3 separate regions of the Homo sapiens genome follow, and all the other regions are linked to region 2. The links are chromatin loops, found by intact Hi-C in ENCODE. Cell type or tissue: PC-9. All regions are shown on one strand. Region 1 overlaps BMPER (BMP binding endothelial regulator). Region 2 has its middle 340 kb from the start of NPSR1. Region 3 overlaps NPSR1 (neuropeptide S receptor 1).

Region 1 (8,000 bases), 180 kb before region 2:
AAATTCCAATTTAAATAACCACATGTGTCTAATGGTTTCTGGTGTAGAGTTTTCAGGAGGCAGTAGCTGTAGTTTGATGCGGGAAAATAGTTCTGAAGGCTTCTCTGCAGATGAGTTGTGTTTAATTGGATTTCAGGGAGGGAACTGACCACAGGTCAGTTCTGATCCCACTACCGTGCCGAGTGCTATGAGGAACAGGGTTAAAACATGCCTTCAAGGAGTCATTGAAACATGACACACAAACATCAAACATTGAGAGAAGGGAGGTAGTGGATGTGTGACAAAGCGCTGCCCAGCCTGGTGCCAGCTCCCTGGGCCCCTGCAGCAGCTCTGGGCCTTCTCTTGCCCTATTGTGGCACTGAGCAGCTGTGTTAACCACACAGAACAAGAGTCCTACCTGAACCCTGAACCTCTTGGCTGCCAGGCAAGATGCCAGGAGTGGGGCAGATGAATCAGGAAACCATTTCTAGATACATTAATTTGAAGCTCCTGTGACAGACAGTATGCTTTAAGGGGATTGCAGGGGCCTGATTCCTTTGTTATTTTGCCAATTCCGTTACAATAGAAACCAGTCAGGCAGGCACTCTTCACCTGCAGAGCTTTCCTGGAAAAGCTCAGAGTAATGCAACCTGTGTTTTCCCACTGGAGCACACTGGGCAGCCGTGTTTCCTGACCAACTCACCATCAAACAGAACATAAATGTGACAGAACAATGTCATGACAGCAGAGGTACCAAAGCCATAAATCTCAGTCACTCCCAGAAGTGATAAAATTCTGCTACTTATTCTGTAAAATGAATATAAATGTAGACTATGGGTGCATACTGATTAAGAAAAGGACAACGATCTTCCATAAACACAGAAGAACTCAACTTCACTGTGTCATAACTTAGATTTTCCTCACACTGAATTATGAAGTGTGATAAACATGAATTGAATAGTTGAATAACAATTGTTTTGTCCCTCCCTAAAATTTGAAGTGCATTTGAAGATGCTTTTATTTTTCTCTTAATAAATTCCTTTGTAACCAACAGAAGCATGCAAAATTATTCCATTATCTATTCCACCACCACATTAGTAGACCAATGAAATACAAGTGTGAGGGCAACGCAAAGTGAATCCAGCCGAAGTCTGTATCAAGAGGCTGCCAAAATACAGATTGGGCAGATTTTAGCTGGAGGAACGTTGAATAACTAAGACCTACAAATAGAAGCTCTCATTTACTCCCATTCTTTACTTTCCCACTATCATTCTGAAATTCTGATTTCAATATTAATATCTTTCATGATATTCTTTTGTGTAGTATTAAAAGTAAACTGTGATGTTTCCCTTTTTAGAAAAGTGATATGTATTCACAGTGCCTGCCTGACTCTTTGGGTTTCTATTGTAACAGAATTGGCAAAATAACAAAGGAATCAGGCCTATGTAGAAAATACAGGTAAGAAAATTAAGGAGAACCGCAATCCACCACACCGAGCTTTCCGTTGGATTTGGTCGTATCTGTTTTCAGTTATTCTTGTTTTCATTGTGTGATGACACGATGTTGAAACACAATTTTGTTATCCTTCTCTTTTTTTTCAGTTAATCCTTCCCAAACATTTCCTCATATTTAAAAATATATTTTCAAAACTTCATTGTAATGGCTGTAGGGTGTTTCATCACAGAAGTCACCTGAATTTATCTAGCTCGGCCCTTATTATGGATAATTTAGGTTATTTCCCTTTTCTTTTTCTATTTAAATAGCATTGTGATGAAAATTCCTAGGTTTGAAGCCTATATTCACAGGCATTACTATTTCCTTAGGTGTAAAATTTTCATCAGAGAGTAAGAACCTTTCTCTGGGCTGTGTATAAATATAACTCAGTTGCTCTCTAGAAAGATCGAATGTAGTTACTGTGAATATGGGTTCTGAGATCAGAAAAAAACAAGGTGTCGTCCTAGGTTTGCAGTTCTGGATCTGTGATCAGCCCTGTGACATTGAGTAAATTACTTAACTTCTTCAAGCTTCAGCTTCCGTATCTATTAAATGGAGCAGTGAAAATCTCTGCCTCATAGCCCATTGCCATGTGGACTGGAGGAGACATTCCCTGAAAAACACTCTGTGTAAAAGCTGGCAGTTTCACACCACTGCCAGCGGGGCAGGGGGATGACTGCTTCTCCATTCTGTCACAAACTCTGTTCATTATTTTATGTAAAAATCATCAACTTGATAAGTGAAAAACAACATTTATGAATTTTAACTTCCGAGACAAAACACATATTTCAAGCCTATAAAAATACATACAACATTTTCAAGTAAAGGTCTGGCTTGGACAAATATTTTTCTCTCACACATTGTTCTCCATGAGTGGTTGATCATATAAAAAGCTCACATCTTCCTTAGTTTTACAGAACGGCATATCATTGATTGTGTCTGTGGAGACAGAGGGACCTGTCTGTGGGTGAGGTGGAGTGTATGTACACAGTGGTTATTCAATGTGTGCTGAAAACATTTTCTCTCAACAGTCTCAATGATTGGATTTAGCTGTCTGTAATTTATCTTCAATTGTGTAAATAGCTTCATAAGACACGTAGAAATCAAGAGAAAAGGAAAGCATTCACTAACAATCCCCTTACCCGAACAAATTACATTTTATTTGTTTATTGTCCATGGAATTTTACAGAATTACAGTAGACATTCACTCAAATCCGGGGACACATTTCCTCACACTGAGACCAGCCTTTTCCCATATATGTGCCATCATTTTACCAGGTCCATGAGATGCCATTCCATCCAGGTCTTGGCAGTGGGAGCCGTGTATACAGAAAGAGACCCACCCCCATGGGCCAGGAGAGAGGATGGGGAACAAATTCTACTGGGAAAGTGAAGTAGGAATGGGATTACAGGTTAGAACCTGGGGCAGCCGAAAATGTCGCTGTGAAGTCTGAGCGTAAATATGATGGGTGTGGGTTATTCTGAAATGAAAGTTGAAACAACAAAGGGAAATGACATTGAGGGAGATTCATACACTGGCATTTAGACGCCATTTTAAGGACAAGCTTTATTTGGCTTCTCTTTGGAATTCCAGAGTCTCTACCCAGTGTAAAGACTGTGTTTAATGCCTGAATGCATTTGCTAGTGAAGGTGATTTCCCAAGATTTCTATAATAAAAGTGGGGAGAAGTATTAAGAAATACAATCTTGAGCCAGGCACAGTGGCTCATGCTTGTAACCCCAGCACTTTGGGAGGCCGAGGTGGGTGGATCATCTGAGGTCAGGAGTTCGAGACCAGCCTGGCCAACATGGTGAAACCCTGTCTATACCAAAAATACAAAAAATTAGCCTGGCATGGTGGTGGGCACCTGAATTCCAGCTACTTGGGAGGCTGAGGCAAGAATATTGCTTGAACCCAAGAGGTGGAGGTTGTAGTGAGCTGAGATCGCACCATTGCACTCCAGCCTGGGCAACAAGAGTGAAACACCATCTCAAAAAAAAAAAAAAAAAAAAAAAAGTACAACCATGATTACTACAAAGAAAGAAAGATCTCTTTTTCTGTGCTGGTTATCGTGTCTTAGGTATCACTCATCAAATAATCTCTCAGTCCTTGACATGGAAGGAGGCTCTTTGGGTTTTACATCTGTTCCTCTTTTGTCCCTGTTTTTTCCTATTTCCCAAAACTGTGCCCTTGAGTGTTGGGCTGCAATAACTTTGTGGGTTCACTGTGGGTCTGTTGCTCCTTGAATCTGTTTTTTGCTGTTTAATTCCTGTTTAGAGCAGACAGTGTGTCGATTTTATACCCAGAGGTAGCTGACTGCTCTCGACAATCAGTTGTGCACAGGTCCCACACCATGGGAAAATGACATTATAGTGTCCAGTGGCAGTGTCATGATCACTTTTCAAGATCGTAAGTGCAGCTTGTACTCTTGGATATTATTTTTTCTGTGTTCAGCCTTGAATAGCTTCTGTGAGGAAGGGAGTTTGCTGAACAAGGTTGTGAAAAATATAAGGATAGTTTAATTTTATTAGTCTTGGAGGCCTCTTGCATAAATGTTAACTGGAAACTGTTAGGCAGTAAATTTGCTGAAAGAAGAAGATGAGATTGTTGTGTAGTATAATAAAAAGGACACTCTTTCAAAGCTGGGAGATATAATTTAATTTGCTCTTTTCCACTTAAAAGTGCTGACTTTGGGCCCATGTATTTATTTGTAAAATGACCCCTTCATTTATGGAACAAGAAACTGTATTATGCCTTGTTTACCATCCAGTGACAGGCTCCGTGTGAAAGCATTTTGTAAACTGTAATATTATACACTAATGTAAGGCCATTATTATGTCTTTGTGGTCAACATGTTTAAAAATTTGTTAGTTTGCATTTCCGTTCAATTTATGTCCTGGTCCATCATTTCCATATTTCAGCTGCAGAGACCTTGATTCAATTCTGTTCATCTTGCAGTCTAATTAGAGACCTGAAATGTTTGCTTTATTTAGAATTTGTCACTTTACATTCTGAAGAATGAAGATTCAGTGTTCCTTAAAAGACTAAGATTCTAAGATATTACAGAAGTGAATTCTAATCGTCTGTCTTCAGAAAGCCATGGGATTTTGTGTTTTCATCAAGTTGGTTACCATTTTTGGAAACATTGCAGTAAAGTCTATTAGTTTTATATCAGTGCTTGTCACAAGATGGCGATGGTATTCCAGTAGGGTAGCCATTAGGCGCATTGGGCTATTTATATCTAAGTTAATTAAAATAAAAGCAAATTAGAAACTTGGTTCCTCCATTGTGGTAGCCACATTCCAGGTGCTCAGTAGCCAAATATGGAGAGTGGCTTTGCACAGTGGAGATGTTAGAACATGTCTATCCTTACAGCAAGTTCTATTGGATAATCTTGCTCTAGAGGAAAGGAAATCTAATATCACACTGTTCAAAGGTATCCAGCACTTAAGTTCCACACAGAATTTTGCCAATTTAGATTTCCAGTCTAAAACAGCAAATTTTAATGGGCCAATCAGGTTTTCCCATCTACGACCCTTTCTGAAGTTATATTTAGGGTGTTTATGGTTTGATATTTTTAAATGTTTCTATCTCTCTTTTGGGTCCTATAGGTCCTGTGTGACAGACATGTGTGAATGTCCAGTCCATAAAAACTGTTATTGCGAGTCATTTTTGGCATATACCCGGGCCTGCCAGAGAGAGGGCATCAAAGTCCACTGGGAGCCTCAGCAGAATTGTGCAGGTAAGAAAGTCCTGCTGGATCTACCCATCAAAAGTTTACTGCAATGCCCAAGATGGCAATGGAGGAGACTTGTGGATGCTGACATGAGTGGCCACATGCCCCCTTGCCAGAGGAAAATCCCTTCCAGTAGCCCATCTGGATTGCTACTTGATAAAACACAGGGACTTCCCACTGGGCAAGGTAGACAGCACTTAAGATAAATGCTTTGTGACAAGCATATTTAAGCAATTTAAAGATTTCCACTGTTGCAAAATCCTCTTGACCTCAAACTACCAGCTGGATATACTTAGCTCATGGGCGGTTATAGCTGTGGCTTAGGTTATGTGTGAAGCAAAGGAGATTCGGGACAATTACAGTCATTTAAGGTCTTCAGGATAAGCAAGATACTTTTTTTTAGAGATTATTATACAAAGCCTAGTAGAATTTTTTTCCCCTCTGAGAGATTTCTATAATAGTTGTCGCCTCAGGCAAGTAAATTAGCTTATTTGATATCTGTAAAATGGAATTCTTTATTCATGCAATAAATATTTGTTACAAAGTGGCTAGGTAGTGGGCATTGTGCTGACACTGGGTACTTTCATGAGTATAAGAGATGAAGCCCCAGTCATTGACACAGTGGCAGCCTAGTGGGAGAAACAGACAAAAACATAACTCTACAATAAAAACTTACAAATTACAGTAAGTATGAGGAAGGAAACAAACAGGGCAGAGTGATAGAAAACCATTGGAGAGGGCTGAGATGGGATGAAGAGGGAGGCTTCTCTACAGATGATATTTCAGCCTAGCCCTGAAGGAGTGAAGGGAGTGAGGGCAAGCATTCTATGCAGAGGAAACATGTTTGATGGCATAGGGTAGGAGAAAAATTATTAGCATGCTCTCAAAGTGGAGAGGAGCCAGTGTGGTTTGAGCCTGAGGTGGGCTAGGGGAAGAGGGGCGCAAGAGGAAGGTGGAGTAGGAGCAGTAGCTGAATCACGCAGGACTTGGCAGGGCTTTGAAAGGAGTCTAGCTTTTATTCCAAGAGAAGTGGAAGCCTCTGATAGCTTGTAAGCAAGCCTCTTTCTGCTTTCCAAAGATGACCCTGGATACTAGATAGAGAATAAATTGGAAGGGGACAAGATTGAAAGCAGGGTACTAGGCAGGAAGCTATTGTGATAGTCCTGGTGAAAAACTGATGGTGGCTTGAATTAAGATGGTGGCAGTGCATGTGGAGAGGAAGGGAGAGAGTCTAGATTTTAGAAATTTGCAATTTTACAATAATACCTGCTATCTAGTTACAAACATTAGTGATATATGCTTGAAGCATCTCAAAGAGTGTCCAACTCATAGAAGATGCTCAGTCAAGGGTAGCTGCTGTTGTTATTTAGATTTGAAGGAGAAATGACTGAATAGTTGTCACCTGGTTCAAGGATTGGCAAATTTTTGTTTTTAAAGGGCCAGATTTACCTGAAATAAAGAGACTGGGATTTTCAGCATGCTACCCTAGTCTTAATAGCCTTAGCTCACATCTCAGAAGAGAAGGCCACCCATGCCATTGCTGACTCCACAATGTCTACATTGGTTGAAGATAAGAGTGGTCACTGGTTAAAGGAAGCATTAAGAATTGCCTTGAAGCTGTGATTGCAGTGTACAGACATTGCGTTCACTTAGACCTGTGAGTTATAACCTGGCTGGACATTGGAATCACCCTGGGAGCTTAAAAAATAAACCAGGAACCTAAGCCTGTGCCCTATGCCCTGATGTCTTTCTTCAATTGGCCTTGTGTACCTTTTAAAACTCCCTAGGTGATTCTGACCTGCAGCCAGTGTTGAAACCCCTGAGTTAGTTTGTGTGTTTACTTGGGTGGCTGTGGGGAGGTAGGATGATGGATTTTTGGGGGTTGCTGAAGCTTCCTCAGCTGCCCCTTGGTGCAGTCACTAGTCTGTGTTTTTTGAAAAGCACCAGAGCCCTTTCACCTTCCTCTGACTCCATTTTGGTTGCGCCCCCACCTCTGCAAACCCAAGTCCAATCTTTATATCAGAGTTCACCTTCCACAGCAAGTGTGCCACTCTATCAATGCTGCCCTTCTCAGAGAAGTATTGATTCGATAAAAATAATTCACTTAAGGTGTGGCTGAGGCTGCTAAAAGGTGAGGCAAATGGTCCACCTCTAACCTAATGCATCAGTGCTGGGTAGAATATGTGAGGGTGAGGTTTTTGAAGAACTGGGTCCTTCCAGCCATCTTGAATACTCCTAGCTCCCTCTATTTTGAATCCCCTTTCCCTTGAATTTACTGGAAAAATGAATAAAATAAATGGAGTCAAGTTTGATCCAGCCAACCATCCTGGTATAATGCAGGGCTCAGCAGAATTCTATTAATTTGATTAGCTGTGGTAGTGCTGTTGTTGGGATCATATTAGATACAGGATATATGATCCTTCTCTTCCTGGCCCAGAGCTATACTTAGCACCATTTCAGTGCACACGTTGCATTTGAGGACTACACATTTCATGTCAGCATCTTCATTTCAGGGACTGAGTCTCTGGAGCTAAAATTACTTTTCTAATGGAAAAGGAATATGGCTCCTGAAAGATTCCATTTACCTGTTCTTAGTGGAGCCATCTGGGTGAAGTATAACTCCATCAAATGAAGTTCAGTGGGAGGGGAATGTTTTAGACACACACATTCTCTCTCTCTCACATATACACACACACACATACACACACGCACACACACACATTATGAACTTCCACAGACTGACAGTTGGTACATGAAGAAATAAATTTACACAGATCTGTAGCATCTCTCA
Region 2 (8,000 bases):
AAGACATAAATTACTGTTATTTTTTAATGATTATCAGTCAACATATTACCGTATACTTTCTTTAAGCTACTGTGTCTGTTATGTCAAAGGAACACTCTGGGGTCAATAAGTTTGCTATGTGCTTCAGGAGTTTCTCTTGGGTTAGTGAATTATTTAGGCTCCTTTAGGATCTCAGGCAATCTGTTTCTCCAGACATCCTGCATTGTCTGCCGGTAGCTTAGAATTTACAGCAACTTTAGAGAATCCTCCCTAACACACTGGTGTCTACAGTCCCTGGTCTATGACACAAGGCAAGTCTCCTTTGTGAAAACCACCATAAGTCAGGGAATAGATTCAAAAAATATTCCTTCTGAGCGAAAACTCTAAAAGAAATAGAATTTCTGTGGGAGAGTTTGGGGAGCTGTGAAGATTTGAGAGACCCTAAAGCAGCCATCGTTCAACTCATTTGGGTCACAGACCTCTTAGAGAATCCTATGAAATGTATAAATCCTCCACCCAGACAAATATGCAAATGTTCTTGGGGCTCACTTTTTGTGTGTATTCTTCCAGGGGGAATCAAAGAACTATTTAAGCTCAGGCTGAGAACTCTTGCTTCATCTAGACAATTCTTGCATTAGCAGAAAGTGTGGCTATCTCTTTTCTATCATGACCCAATTTGGGGTGCAGGAAGGAAGCAAGGGAAATGGGAGTAGAAGCCAAGACTGGGGAGACTAGAAACAGAAGACCCTATAATGTCCAACCTGACCTCTGCCCTCAAGTCCTCTAACCTTCAGAGCTAGGGATTTCACCCCCTCCTTTAGTTCCTGTCCAATCTCTGATGTGTAACCAAGCCAGGCACCTGGTCTTGCTCTTTCATGTGGGATCCGGGTCCAGGAACCAGGCCTAGAAACAAAGTTTTTGTCATACTCCTATGAACAAGCTCCTGCCATATATATTCTATTTGTAGGCATGAATCATTCATCTTTTGCCCCATTGAAATCTTAGAGTCCTGGCCCCAAGATAAAAATGGGTCCAATTTTTTTTTATTTCTTTTTCTCTAGCCTTATTTGTGCTGTTGGCTTTGCTCACAGTCTGTCCAGTTCATATTGTTTCCAGGAGAGGAGAAGAAGTCAGCAATGGGAAATGGACTTTTCTTAGGTCCTCTGGAGTTTTTCAGGCTGGAGTTCATCAATGAGATAAACGGCTTTCTAATCCCTTTGTATTATACCTTTTATCTTTTTCTTTGTGAAATATTTTGTCAGATTCTATTAGATACGAGGTCATGTTTCCTGTTTTCAAGATGTTTGAAATCTAAGGGAACAAAGAGAAAAATGGAGTATGATGTGCATCTTCAGACTGAGATAAATGGTAATAAGATGGTGATATACAGAGTTCTCAGAGGAAGAAAACTCGCTTTGAGCCATAGGGAACAGGAAGCCAGGGATTTGAGCAGAGACCTGAATGATGGTCTATTTCCCACAGGACAACCATTCTCAATTTTTTTCTTTAATGGACCTTTGAGAATCTCATGAAGATAGGGGAAGGCCTCTGAGAGCTGTGGTAAAGCCAGCTAATAATTAAAAATCAAGGTCCTGAACTGTAGCCATAACATCAGGATAGCCTGGGCAGGTCATTTTCATGATGTATCTGGATAACCTCACCTATAAAGCAGAATTGAAGGAGATATGACTAGTAATAACTCAGGCTTCTACTTGCTTTAAAATTTATAATTCTATCATCTAGTTTATTACCCTGTATAGAGCCATACTTATTGTTCCAAAGAGATTGAATATGTTTTTATCAAAAGAAAAATAATTCTTGTATCTCATCCCAAAATCACAAAATTATTGAAAAATGTATGCTACCCACACTGGAATTTTAAAGACCCTAACATTTCTCAGCTTCTAATTTAAGGGGTTCATTATAAATAATGAAGGCCAAACTTTACTGAACAATGAATATGTGTCAAGTAAATCGCTAAGTGCATTGCATGCATTATATCATTTAATCCTTCCATTAATTCAATGGATAAAGTGCTATTGTTATTATTATGTACTATATTATTATTCTCATTTTATAGATTAGGAAACTAAGGGCTGCAGCTATTAGGTTACTTTCTCAAGGAATCTCAGTCTGATTTGAATTTGGGCACTCAAATTCCACAGCCCAGGCACTTCAATCACTGCAATGGCTTGTTTTACTGGTGGGGTGACTTATAATGTTTCCTGGGCCACAGATACTTTGAAAATTGAATGAATTCACAGTCTGCAAGCTTGCATATAGAAAGTTTGCACAAATGCACACGTGCACACACACTCATATATACACTTAAACATGTGCACATACATATATATTTTCCATACATTTTAGGATCCTAGAAACTCTTTTGAGGTCTGTTCTATGGAGTTCAGTCTAAGCTTCCCTACTGAAGGCCAGAAATAGCTGGAGAAGACTGTGGAAAGACTGGTCAGGATTAGTCTGGACAGAGACAGCTCGTCCAGTCTATCTTTGCAAAGGATAGAGAGCATGACTGTTGGTTGCCACGCGGGTGGGGTCGGCCGGAAGACTCTGATGCAAGAACAACCTACCCCTGGGATCCTGCCAGCCTGGTGATGTCGCTGACCTGTCACTGCTCATGGGGCAAGGACATTGGGACTGATTTTGTCCATGGAAACAGGATCATCTTTCTCCAGTCACTCTTTCTTTGCCACAGTCCTCCTTAGCTTGTCCCCAAATAGAGTGCCCCCTCAGGGGTGACCTAGGCCTTTCAAAACCAGTCCAGAAAATGACATTAGATCTGCTACCCTCCATTATAGTGAGACATATAGTCATATTCAACGAATTAGGAACAAACATTTTAAGAGTAAGCATTCTCAAACGATGTGTAAAAACTTCAACGCAGTTTGCTTTTCCACTGAAAAGAAAATCTGAGAAGGCAAGGCGGGACTGTGGGTTCCAATAACAAGGTTACCTCCTCTCCTCCCAGCTCACCTTCTCACCTGGCTCTTCCTGAATTTCTGCCTGACCCAGATGCGGCAGTCTTTGCGAGTGAAAGGTGACGCGCTCTGTCCACTAGGGGGAGACTTGCTCACATTTATCCCCTGGCTCTAGCTAAGAATTGGAACTTGTTTGTAGCGGCAGCTCCTTGACCCGGTTTTCTTTGCTATGCAAAGCATTTGAATTTGATTAAAGAAATCCTCTGCTTAAATTTTCAACTCTCATTCCAAGAGGTGATGAGGATGCAGTAATGACTAGTGTGCAAATAAGGTAGTGACTTTCTCCAGTGCGCTCTGAGGTGCGTGGCTTGAACCGGCCTGGGAGGCGCCCGCAGCCCCAGGCCCTGGGAAAGCGCGGCTGCAGTGTCGCAGGTCCATGTGGGCCACGGTGGACCTAAGTAGGCACCGCACCCTGCAGCCTGCCCGGCCTGTGAAGTTTTTAGATTGTTCGGCCAGGCTGACTCACGCAGCTAAGGCAGGAAAATGTGCCCGAGGCGATTGCTGGTGGTATTCAAACAATCCTATTTTCTTTTCTATTTTTCTCTCCTCTGCCCGCCTTCAGTCCCTGTCCCCTTCCGTTCTCTCTTAGTGGCCTTTAGCAGTGGCGGGCCCAGCGATTGGTTCTCAGAGATAAAGGAACTTCTGTCTCCGACCTTGTCTGAAGATTGCTCCTCAAGTCTGTGAATTTCTTGAGGGATGTACATTCAAATAATGTTTGGAATTGTGTGTCTTCCATTAAGATGTGTAATACACATATATGCACAGGTACTTCTTTGAGTTTTAATTTTTCTGACTTTAGAAATAACTTGAGTTGAGTTTTGTTCGTGAAAGCAGAAGATGGAAGGAGTAAGTGTCACAGGTCCCCCACTGCTGTCCTTCCTTTAATTTAACTTTGTAATGGGCCTATGCATTTAGAGAAGAGCCAGGGAGCTGAGCTACATATTTCTATTTTCTTGTATTTCCCTTAAAATGTATTATTTGATACAGAATAGGTAGGGTTGTCCTTACATGTCACTATCCTCCATATCTGAGGACACATTTGTAATTTAGTGTCTACTTAAAAGCAAACTTATAATATAAAAAAGTAGTTTTAAACCAGAACAAATTGTTGTTATTTTGCCTTTTAAGAGAAGAAGCATATTTCATATCAGTGAGAAAATTGAACCCTCTGCTGCTACCTTTCCATTGCAGAGAGGTGGGAAGGGGACACCCAGAGGAGACAGTCTGTGTAGGGGACACTGATGAGTGTTTGGAGTTACAGTGGTAAGCCCTGAGCTGAGTTTGGGAGTCAGGGCTGGAGAAAAGGGAACTGTTCTTCCACCGGATGAATTTGGATAGATATTCCCCGACGACAGGTGGGGTGGAGGGCATCAGAAGACCAGAGAATGGAGGATGAAGATTGGTGTGTTTGAGAGATTTAAAGTAAAAACTGACCCCAAGATGTAAACTTGGGGTCCTCTATTTCCCAACTCATCAGTAAAGTCTGTACAGCACAAAGGAATTCTGTTGATCCTTCTTATTTTTTATGGAAATCAAGAAAAATGTGTAAGGCTCCTTTCGTGTGTGTGCATTCTTTCAACTAATATTTATTAAAATCTGCTGTGAAGCAAGTTTTATTCTAGGTGCTAGTGATACAGAGGTGAACAAGAAAATAAGATTCCTACTCTCTTAATCCTTACCCTTGAGTGGGGGAGAACAGATGGTAAATAAACAAAAGTAAACAAGGTCATTTCAGAGAGCAGCAAGTTCCATGAAGACTAACAAAATGGTAGGTGTTGCAGAGTAACTGGGCTGGGAGTGGGAGGGTATGTCAATATCCAACCAAGAAATGAAAACCACCTCAGGATTTTTTTTTCCATTTTTAAAATTGTAGTAAGATACACATAATGTAAAATTTAGCACCTTCACTATTTTAAACTATTAAATGGTGTTAAATATACTCATAGGTTGTACAGTCATCACCACCATCCATCTGCATCATCCTTTTCATCTTGTGAAACTGAAACTTTATACTCGTTACACAACACTCCCTGTTTCCCCCACTCCCCATCACCTGGCAAGCACCATTCTACTTTCTGTCTCTAAGATTCTGTCTACTCCAAGTACCTCATATAAGTGGAATCATACAGTATTTGTCTTTTATCTTTTTGTGATTGACTTATTTCACTTAGCATAATATCCTCGAGGTTCATCCATTTTGGAGAATGTGTCAGAATGTCTTTTCTTTTGAAAGCTGAAGAGTATTCCACTATATATGCATGCCGTATTTTGCATATCCAGTCATCCTTCAGTGGACACTGGAGTTGATTTCACTTTTTAGCTATGAACATGGGTGTGCAAATATCTCTTCCAGTCACTGCTTTTAATTCTTTTGGATAAATACAATCACTTTGAGATTTTTTTTAAAAGATCTTTAATTCAGGGCATTTATTACAAAATTAGTGGAATACTGGAGGAGCAAAAGGGGAGATTTTGCCAGTGGGAGGCAATTGGGAGATTAAAAGGAAGCGGGGAGGGAGAGGCAGGGTGTGGTGGCTCATGCCTGTAATCCCAGCACTTTGGGAGGTCGAGGTGGGCGGATCATGAGGTCAGGAGTTCCAGACCAGCCTGGCCAACATGGTGAAACCCCTACTAAAATACAAAAATTAGCTGGGCGTGGTGGTGCATGCCTGTAGTCCCAGCTACTTGGGAGGCTGAGGCAGGAAAATGGCTTGAACCCAGGAGATGGAGGTTGCAGTGAGCCGAGATCGCGCCACTGCACTCGAGCCTGGGCTACAGAGGGAGATTCCGTCTCAAAAAATAAAATGAAATGAAATAAAATAAAATAAAATGAAAAAGAAGAAAGTGGGGAGGGAGAAGCCACGTTTTCTTCTGTATTTGGTGGGGACTTCGCCAGCAGCAGCTTCCACAGACAGCAGTCCTGGGTTCCTGCTCACAGTTGCAAACAGCAGCAGGGGTCTTTCACCTCTGCTTTTCCACCCCTGAAAGTGATAGCAGCTTCTTGTTTTTATTCTCCAGATTCCTCCACCCAGAGATGTGAGGCTTGTTTGCAGTTCTGTACACAGCACAGCTGAACCTTTTCACTCAGGTTCCTTTCCTCTTTCCACACAGCTAGATGACAACTCTAACCTCCTCAAGCACAATCCATGTTAGAAGGAAAGATCTAGAGAGATGCTAAAATAAGGCACACTAGGCAAAGTAGAGGGTTTGGTGCCAGTCTACATACGGCACGAGATCCTCAGTCTGCCTTCCTTAGCCTATTTCCAGATCGCTGGCTGGCAGACGAGCCTGATCCCACTGCCTTGCCTCTGACCTAGAGTTACAGTCATCTTCCCTCCAAGTCTGAGCAGCCACACGAACCCCAGATACTTACATCTGGGAGCACCCCAGTGACAAAGCCAGTGACTTAATGTATTTAATCTATATGTATCCATTATTTTGATAAATGTTTAACCATATATTTATTTTTAAATTGCAAGAATGGGATGGGAGGAAGTGGAGACACTGAGAACAGACAATTTTAAAATGTTTTTCCATAAATGGTAGCAGAGAATTCAGGCAATAGTTGGAGCAGTACATAAGATTAAGGGTTTTTAAGTTTGGAGATACCATGGTATTGTTGGAATAATACAGAAGGGCGGGAGAAATTGATGATGCAAGAATGAATGGAAAATGGCAGGAGCCTAGTTCCTGAGATAAGAAGGGATGGCTAGAGAGGTGTGGAAGACACACAAATCAATAGCTGCAGGGCACAATGTGAAAACAAGAATTCAAGAGCAGTAGACAATCTAAGCGAGAAGTAAAAAGACCACCTACCCCAAGAATTCACAAACCTCTTGGGGAGGACATTGGACATTTAACAGGGAGTGGAATGATGGCTTGAGCAAATCTTACCAGATCTTATGGGGCAGGGTGACCCATTTTACGTCTGGGTTCATTCATTCCTTAAGTGGAAACAGAACATTTTAAAGCTGTTTCTAATTAAAATTCTGTCTGTTTTACCTTAGCCTTCCCTTTCTTAGTCTTATCTTTCACTTTTTAACATATATTAATACTTTATATTCTAGTCAAATGGCACATTGGAAGTCCTGAACAAATGCTTGTTGAATTAAATAAATAAATTGGACTTATTTATAAGAGACTTGAGGTCTCTTTGGCCTTGCCGGAGCTCTCAGTTCCTGCAGCCCATGTTTTCCTGGATCTGCACTTTTTAAAAAAAATTTCTTAAAGCATTTTTTTTTCTTCCTGAAATAGTCTCTGCTTCATCTGTTTTTCTGCTTCTCAAAATCTTATTCCTTCTTCATGTCCAGCTTAAATACAACTTTGAGAAGGCTTTTTGACCTTTCCATCTAAATGTGATATCCTGTCTTCTGCATTCCATAGAATTTTCTTTATCTGGCTGATGTTTCTTACCCTGTGTCAGGAATTATGATTATCTGTGGAGTTGTTAAAATGTCCTCTACTAGACTATGAGAACATTGAGAGCAGTAACCACATCTTATTCACCTTTATTTACCTTGAACCACTTGGCACAGCATCTTGTGTGTAGGAAGTTTTCAACAAATAGATTAATTTGAATTTAATTTTCCTACCCCAGTGCACTCATCAGCACACTGACAAAAACCAACTGAGGTCCTGCTGCATGGAGGCCTCCTCCTTTAGCTGTGGAACAACCTGTTAATCAGCTCAGACTACAGACACATACCTTGTTTTTATCACTCCACTTTCAGGATTAAAGATTTTTTTTTAACCCAAACACCTTTCTCATATCCCTTGCAGAAATACAGATACCTACAAAGGCACACACTGCATATATTCACATGTACGCTGTCTCAAACACATGTTCCTCTGCACGCTCAGGCATAAACACACATACGCTGTTTCTGTTTACATCCCCAAACAGAATCCTGATTAGTTTTTTTAAAATCAAGTTGATTGTGGTATAAGTTCCATTTAGGAAAATTTGCCGTTTTATGGGGCATATGGTATATTTCTATGTATTTTAATAAGCACATTGGATTAGCT
Region 3 (8,000 bases), 430 kb after region 2:
TGTTGGACTTTCTCATCCTATTCATTATGCCTCTTCACTTCTCTTTGGTCTATCTCTTTGTCTCTTTCTATTGCTTTTTGAGTAATTTATTTGGTCCAATCATCAAGTTTACTATTTCTCTTTTTATTGGTTCCAACCTTATAATCAACATATTCATTGAGATTCTAACTTTATTACAATTATTTTTTCATTTCTAAAAGTTCTACTTTGTTCTTAAATTTATCTAGTCAATTAGAGAATTCCTCTTTCATCAAACTTGCAATTTTCTGCTTAATTTCTTTCAATATATTATCTATTAATTTATTTATTTAGAGATAGAGTTTTGCTCTGTCACCAGGGCTGAAGTGCACTGGCATGATCACAGCTCACTGCAGACTTGAACTCCTAGGCTCAAGCCATCCTCCCATCTCAGCCTCCCAAGTAGCTGGAACTATAGGTGTGCACCACCAAGCCCAGCTAATTTTTTTTTCTGGAGATAGGGTCTCACTCTGTTGCCCAGGCTGGTCTTAAACTCCTGGTCACAAACAGTCCTCCTGCCTTGGTCTCCCAAATTGCTGGGATTACAGGTGTGAGCCACCATCTCCGGCCTATTTTTAAATATTATGTAATACTGTTTATCTGATATTCCCAATATATGCAATCTTTGCACATCTGATTTCTGTGTGTACACAGGTGTTCATGTTTATACATTTGAGTTTTCCAAAAGCCATAGTACACTCATGAGAAAATGAAAGTGAAAAGACAAATACAGTCTTAGTATTAATTATAAAAATAGTTTTTGCCTAATGGATTCAGAGTCTTAGTGACCCTCAGAGGTCCTCAGACTACACACTCAGAACCACTTCACTAAAGCATCCATCGATACAATCAGTTATTTCTTTCCTGTGCCTCCAAAATGTTTCTACCTCAATACCAACCTTGGAAAAATTGAGAAAATGAAAGCTCAAATTATTTTCCATGGAGCTTAATTTTCTCTGCAATTCTGATCAAAAAAGATTGTAAGCAATGAAAGAATCAAACTAGCTGTATTCAGTAGTCCTCCCTTATCCATAGTTTCACTTTCCATGGTTTCAGTTAATAGTGCAATAGAGTAAGATATTTTGAGAGAGAATGACCCCATATTCACATAACTTTTATTACAGCATATATTTATCATTATCATATGGTATCAGTATATTATTGTTGTTCATTTCTTTATGTGCCTGATTTATAAATTAAATTTTATCATAGTTATGTATGTATGTATAAAAGAAAACATGGTATATACAGAGTTCAGTACTATCTGCAGTTGGAACTCTTCAAACATATCCCTCACAGATAAGGGGAGACCTGCTGTAATATTTTTGCTTCTTAACCAAGTGTTCTCCCTCCACCCATCCCTGTCTTAGCATTTCTATCATTACATAATTCTCTATTTGGAAAACTGTATCATGAGGTTTTTACTGCCACAATGCAGGTTAATTAGGAAATGAGAAAAACAAAGTAGCCTATTTCTTGGTCTTGAGTTTCAAGTGATTTAGAAGGAAAAATGAAAACCAGGCTACCTGGATCCAAGAATGGGAAAGAGTGAGGAGTATGCAGGGAGGAGGAGACAAGAGCTTAAACATGGAGGCATTTCTGGCTGGGTGCGGTGACTCTTGCCTGTAATCCCAGCACTTTGGGAGGCCGAGGCAGGTGGATCACGAGGTCAAGAGATCGAGACCATTCTGGCCAACGTGGTGAAACCCCGTGTCTATTAAAAATACAAAAATTAGCTGTGCATGGTGGAACGCACCTGCAGTCCTAGCTACTCAGGAGACTGAGGCAGGGGAGTCACTTGAACCTGGGAGGTGGAGGTTGCAGTGAGCCGAGACTGCGCCACTGCACTCCAGCCTGGCGACAGAGCAAGACTCCACCAAAAAAACAAAAAAAAAAAAAAAAAAGAGGCATTTCTAAGAGAGAGACCTTAACCCTAAGGCAGACACTGAAGAGGATTTGGGGCATGAAATAGGAGCTGCAGGTTGGAGAACATCACAAGCAAGGGCATCTGTAACCCACCCTACCCACTTTCTCAAGAGACAGTCCAGAGAGCGAGTAAGGCACAGGGGCCCTCTTCTGCATATTGAAAGTGAGAAGAAATGCCTATGCGAGTGTCTAGGCAGAGAGCTTGAAACAGCCACTTGTGGGTCTCTGCACCTGCAGCCTGGTGCAGGGATCAGAAGAATGTACTTATTCTGTGCAACAAGAGCCATGCCTTTGTGACAAAGCCCGTGGCCCAAGAAGGCCCTGCATTTGGAACAAGGAGGCACCACTTTGATCTGCTGACAGCTAAGTGCAAGGTGGAATCAGAGATATCTTAATAGATGTCAATGATAACAGATGATACCAAGAACCAGGCATCTTAGACACACACACACATACACACACACACACACGTGCACGAGCACCCACGCACGCATGTGACTGGATACCGCATGAGTTTTCTAAAGCTTAAAGATGACTACAAGGACAAAGAGTAAACACTTAATTGACTGCAATTAAGTTTTTGATATCCAGCAGAGTAGGAGTTTTTACTAGCAATTAACTTCAGTTTTAGAACACGACAAATCTTATTTTTATTATACAACTACAAACAAATATATAATGAATGCTCAGATTCCAGGACCCTATACCTGGGGTGATGGGTGGGACGAGTTAAAGAAGGGATCTGGACACTGCTGCCTCTCTGCCTTCTTTATATGGGGACCGTATCACAAATGAGGCTCACTGTGCCTCCAGTCATGTTTACTGTGCAGCAAGGCTTTTGGCCAGAGAACATAATTGACATGCACAGAGCTGGAGCTCTTGCCAGCTCACAGCAAAAGGGCCTCTAATTCAGAGAAAAAGGAGTTGGACCTCTGCCAGTCATGTACCTGTTATGCTTTCATATAGGCATCAGTTAGACCCTGATCTCAGTCTGACAAACCAGAAAATATAAAACCATCAGGATCAAGGCATACTTTTTACTGGGAGTGTTAGCCTGGTAATGGAGAGGAATGTTATTGCTCTAAGCATTCGCATAATATCTATTGATCAAACCTCTGTGAAGCTGCTATTCTTCATGCCAGCGTCTGGCGGCAAGGGAGGACTATTTCAGGTCTCACCATCACAGCCACTTCACACTCAGGCCATGCCACAGTCACCAGCACAGCTTGGGATTGGGGCAGGAAGTCCCCAGGGTGACCAGACAGAAAGCAGCCTCAGGACGGGGCCAGAGCATGAGACTAGGGGTGGTGGCAGCTGGGTTTTATTTACTCTGGGCTGTGTGACCTTGGGCAAGCTGCCAGCCCATTCTGTTCCTCTCTGCATGCCATACAACCGGGAATTCCTACATTACTGAGTCACTCCTGGGCCAAGGTTTGATGTCCCTATTAAAATGCTGTTGAGAGAGTAAGTGGCTTCAGTCACTAGCCCTGGAGAATGAGTTCACCAGTTTGATTTGTTTACAACTGAGAACTCTTTCAGTTTGTGTGCGTGAGGTGCTGGGGGAGCAGGTGGAAGAGGCTTTGCTGGAGTGGGGGAAATATCCTGCCTGGGAGTGGGATTGGCGGAAGGGGGCATATTTGTCAATCACAATAGAATCCTAGACACTTATGTCTGGGAGGCATAGCATAGGCCATTGCATTCATCTTCCCCCCAGTACCTGAATCTGTGACCAATGGAACTGAGGATCTTTACTTAACAACCTCTAGTGATGGGATAATCACCTCCTTCTAAGGCAAGCTACTTGGAAACTCTAAGATATTACTGAGAAAAGACCCTGAGCCCAGCCTTGAATTAGTCCAAAGTCTAATGCTTCTCCCAGGTGACAGCCCTTGAAAGAGTGTGTGACAGGCGCCATGCCCCCTGAATGGTCTCTTCTCCCAAATAAATAATACCTGATTCTCCCTCTGCAATGTTCATGACCCAAACAAAGCTGAGCCTCTGTGTGGCCACTCTCAGTTTGATGTTGTACCCCAAACCTTCAACCTCAGTCTTAATGCCTGGGAATGGGGGAATGTGTGGAAAAAGGCATGAAACACAGTACACAGCAAAATGTCTTAACATTTCTCTTGATTCTCTAGCTCCTTATCCCTTTTCCTAAAAATCTCTTTCTAAATCTTTCAAGGATAAAGGGAAGGGGGTAGAAAGGGGAAGTGAGGAGAGGTAAAGGAAGATGTTCATTATTGGGAGCCTATAATGTTCCAAACACGTGGGACATTTAATCTTCACAAAGTAAGTATACCCACCCTAATTTTATAAGGTAGAAACTAAGACCCAAGATATCTAAGTAAGTTGCCCAAAGTCACAAAGCAATTACCTGGCAAACAATGGATTCAGATAATGACTATATCATAGGCCAAGCCCAATTACACTCAAAATAATTCACATCTTCCTAAGAGGCAAGCCCTGGGGGCCCAAGAGGGGGTTGTTGAGTAAGGGCAGAAAGTACAAGGGAGACAAGTTGCCAATCACAGCTTGGCCCTGATTATTGTAATAACTGACACAATTAAAGTTCAATTTCGTATCCTTAGAAGGTTTCCGTCATATTCCAAGGCTGATGAGAAATTTCCATTCTAAGAATGGGGATCTGTTGAATGTTTTAAATTCAGGCACTTAATTAAATCTTTTAAGATGACTCTTTCTGTGTTTGCCCTTAGTCTTTTATTTCTATCCAATATTGTTCCTGGACCAAATAGGGTCGGGCTGCTGTTTCTTGTAGCCCAATAATGAGATGCAGATGAACTGGGGAGGAAGAGAGTTTTTTTTTTAAGTATATAAAAACATTTATTCATTAGAAAACAAGGAGACTGGCAAACATATATTCCAAAGTGAAAGCAGCTCAATGCAGTTCAGTTAGGCTAATTTAAGAGAAAGGCCTTGCATTTTAAAGATCGTGTATGTATTTTTTTTTTTTTTCAAAAAAGGAGACAGGCAAATATTCTACAAGGGGAACAGAATTAGAATTCTAGGTCACCCTACAAGTTACCCTGCACAGGGAGGAAAGGAACAGGCAAGATGACTTCTCAGGATCTGTGCCTGCGAGCTGATGCTCTGAGAATGGGGGTTATTTTCTTGGGTGTCCTGTCTTCTGTCATCTAGGCTAAAAAATCTTCCTCACTTGACTCATCACTTGAGAAGACAACTTTTGGTTTCTTTTCGGAAGCTCGCTGCTGGGTGTTCGGATGCCGATGGGTAGTACGACGGGGCTCTGGTGTGACGAAGTCATTGTCTGAGGCTGCAGAAGCCAGAGGCTGGTGCCTACAAACAGTGGATGGTTTCTTGGCTGTTGGGGCTCTCTGGCTACCTGCTTGGTTAATCTCAAGCTCCTCAATCCCATCCAAACCTCTGGCATGACAGGCCTGAAGCTTTTGCTCAAATTCATCTATTATAGCCTTGCCCTCAGGCTTGGCCCCATGTTGTAGCTTGCCCATAACTGACAAAAAAGAACTGAAGATGGACTCATCTGACAGTTTATCTCCAAAACAGTCAAAATTGCCAAGCATCTTGCAAGGGCCTTGCTCTGTGAGGGGCAGCTGTGACACACAGTAGGCCAGGTCCTGCTGCACCTGCTCAGTTTAGGCTGTGTGGAACCGCTGACACAGCTTTTCCACCAGGCTTTGTCTGCTTGTCTTTGGTGATGATGTAGGAGAAGAACTGCTTCATAATGGTGTGAAAAGGCACTTCCTCCACCCCCAGCTCGGGGTCTGACAGGTGGCTGATGATATCTGGAAGGAGACTATAGATTGCATTGCCCTTGTGGAAGAGCTCATTGAAGAACTTCTTGGCCAGGGCAGCAATTTGAGACTCAGGGTTGATGAGCAGCATGGCCATCTCACTCACCTGCCCCTTTACCTTCACCATGTCCTTGAGGATCAGGTGGAGTCATCACCAGCCCCACTGTTTTCCACACTGGCTGAGCAGGGTCCTGAAGGTGAGCATATAGATGAGGAGTCCAGGGGTCCACCAGATTGGGAAAGTGGATGGCCAGATCCCCAGTGGCAACGATGAGATTAGACCGGACAATGGGAAGTGGAGACTTTTCTAGCATGGTGAACAGAAGATGAGGCTGGGAGTTGCAGAAAGTGGTACTGATCATGCAGAACTTGCCAAGGGTAGGTGAAGCAGCTGCAGAGAGGTCTGGGTTGCTATAGAGGCCTGAGTTGTTGTAGACTTTAAGCAAGAGTGGAACAAAGGCAGCCAGTGTCTGTTTGCCATCCAACAGTTCCATCTTGCAGAAGCCGCGGATTAGTTCTGCCTCCGTGTCATCTGCTGCCCCAACCAGCCCCAGCTCCTCCTCCATAGTGGTCTCGAAACTTGTATTCTTCTCCTTGGGATCTTTGGTCTTGTGCTCCTGTTCTTCCCGGAGAACTCGGCGCTGACAGAGCTCTCCACTCACTGCCTGCTCCAAGTGGACCAGCTGCTGCAGAGCCACATCCCCAGCCAGGGACAAGAGGTTCATCAACAGGAAAGTGGGGAGCATTGTGGGAGACTCCTTCGGGTCCCCCTGACTGGTTCTCTTCTCTTCTAGCTTCTCCAGGGCCTGTTTTGCACAGCCCTGCCATATCTGGGCACAGATCACTGTGGGACTCTCTGCCAGTTGGTAAATGAGGGTCACTGCCACCTCTTTGAATGGGATCCAGAGTGGGTCTGGTGGACAAAGCCTTTCGGGACCGTCTCCCGCAGTCACTCAAACAACTTGTGTTCCTGAGGCAACTGGAAGTGGGGGTGACGTTTGCCCAGAGAAGTCTTTCTACTGTCAGAGATGTTGGCGATGGCATGGCACACCTGCTGGGCCAGCCGGTAGTCCTGTGGAAACTTCGGAAGAGAGTTTTATTTTCTGCAACCGGTGACGGGGAGAAGGCCTGGAAATTATTGCCAGACCAACTTAAAATTACAAAGTTTTCCAGAGCTTATATACCTTCCAAACTATATGTCTACGTGTAAGGTATGCATTCATCTAAAGATGTAAATGGTTAACTTCTTTTAATCTATAACCAAGGTCTGAGTCCTAAATACCTTCCTCTGGAGCCTCAGTAAATTTACTTAATCTAAATGGGTCCAGGTGCTGGGGGGATTACCCTTATCTTGTCTCCTGCTAAATTACAGAGGTTTTGGGAGTTCCTTCAGACCTCCAATAAACTTGTTTGTGGAGGCCTAAGGAGTTTCCTTAGACCCCCAGTGAAACTTGTTTAATCCTAAATGGGTCCTGTTAAGAATTCCTTTGTTATTTTGTCATGCCTTAAGTCCCAGGAAAGGCCTAGGTAAAACTCTTGATGGGCTTTTGTTACATTCCAGCCTTCGTACAGGGGCACTGGCTTTTAATATTTAACTTAACCACTCAGTCAGTACTGAAAGAGTTGTCAGTGACACCTGGCCTGCCACAATTATGAGTGTCCAGAATTTTACTAGATGTTTGGGGGAAGGGGAATGAGAAGCCTGAATTAGGAATATTCTCCACGAGTCTCTCACAATCTAGTTGGAAAGACTAGTAAACTCAATGACATATTAAATGATAAGTAAATGACAACCTGTGGTCCTTACTTCATGCCTTTGCACACACTGCTCTCTCTACCTGGATGCCCTTCTCTCACCTGATCTCTCCAGCAAAGCACTACTCATTCCTCAAGACACAAAGCTGAACAGGCACTCTGTGAAGCCTGCCTAGTCCGCTTGCTTCCTTCCCAGAAGATTTTGCCAATCATCCCTCTTTTGGACAAATATCGTGCAACACTGTATTTTAATTATTTCCCAACTCCCTGAAACACTAGAATGTGAGCAATTTGAAGATAGGAATGGAGTTTCCTTCCTTGCATTCTCAGCACATAGCATTGTGTCTGAAACCAAATAGTCAGCAATCAATAGTAATTGATGAGTGTTTAAAGAAGCACTACAGGAAGTGGCAAAAATCAGGGTCCTCCAGGGCAACACGATGGGGACTTCACAGAGTGGGTGGAGCTTGTATTGGGCCTTAGAGGATGACTAACATTTGGAGATGCTGA

What was found. Peaks named below come from ENCODE experiments on the same cell type or tissue, not always from the same donor. Only the 100,000 strongest peaks of a DNase experiment are listed, where the experiment ranks them.
Region 1: it touches region 2 in a loop (4-fold over the local background); 17 of 110 quality-filtered maps call a loop at or near these places.
Region 3: it touches region 2 in a loop (5-fold over the local background); 2 of 110 quality-filtered maps call a loop at or near these places.

Annotation. Positions count from the first base shown.
Region 1 is chr7:34,138,146-34,146,145 of GRCh38, forward strand. BMPER (BMP binding endothelial regulator) reads left to right here. Exons shown (of 15, transcript NM_001365308.1): 14 at 5,085-5,215. Among named protein-coding and RNA genes, the nearest start is that of BMPER, 240 kb to the left of the region's middle. In PC-9, no CTCF peak of the experiment used is centred here; no DNase peak of the experiment used is centred here; H3K27me3 peaks cover 655 bases.
Region 2 is chr7:34,318,059-34,326,058 of GRCh38, forward strand. No RefSeq gene overlaps it. Among named protein-coding and RNA genes, the nearest start is that of NPSR1, 340 kb to the right of the region's middle. RefSeq lists an enhancer at 2,943-3,002. In PC-9, CTCF peaks have their summits at 3,099 (motif pointing right) and 3,305; DNase peaks (open chromatin) are centred at 3,053 and 3,453; H3K4me3 peaks cover 1,314 bases; H3K27ac peaks cover 665 bases.
Region 3 is chr7:34,745,226-34,753,225 of GRCh38, forward strand. All of the region lies in intron 2 of NPSR1 (neuropeptide S receptor 1), which reads left to right. All of the region lies in intron 1 of NPSR1-AS1 (NPSR1 antisense RNA 1), which reads right to left. It also overlaps the pseudogene NCAPD2P1. Among named protein-coding and RNA genes, the nearest start is that of NPSR1-AS1, 9.0 kb to the right of the region's middle. In PC-9, a CTCF peak has its summit at 3,217; a DNase peak (open chromatin) is centred at 3,286; H3K4me3 peaks cover 449 bases; H3K27ac peaks cover 2,291 bases.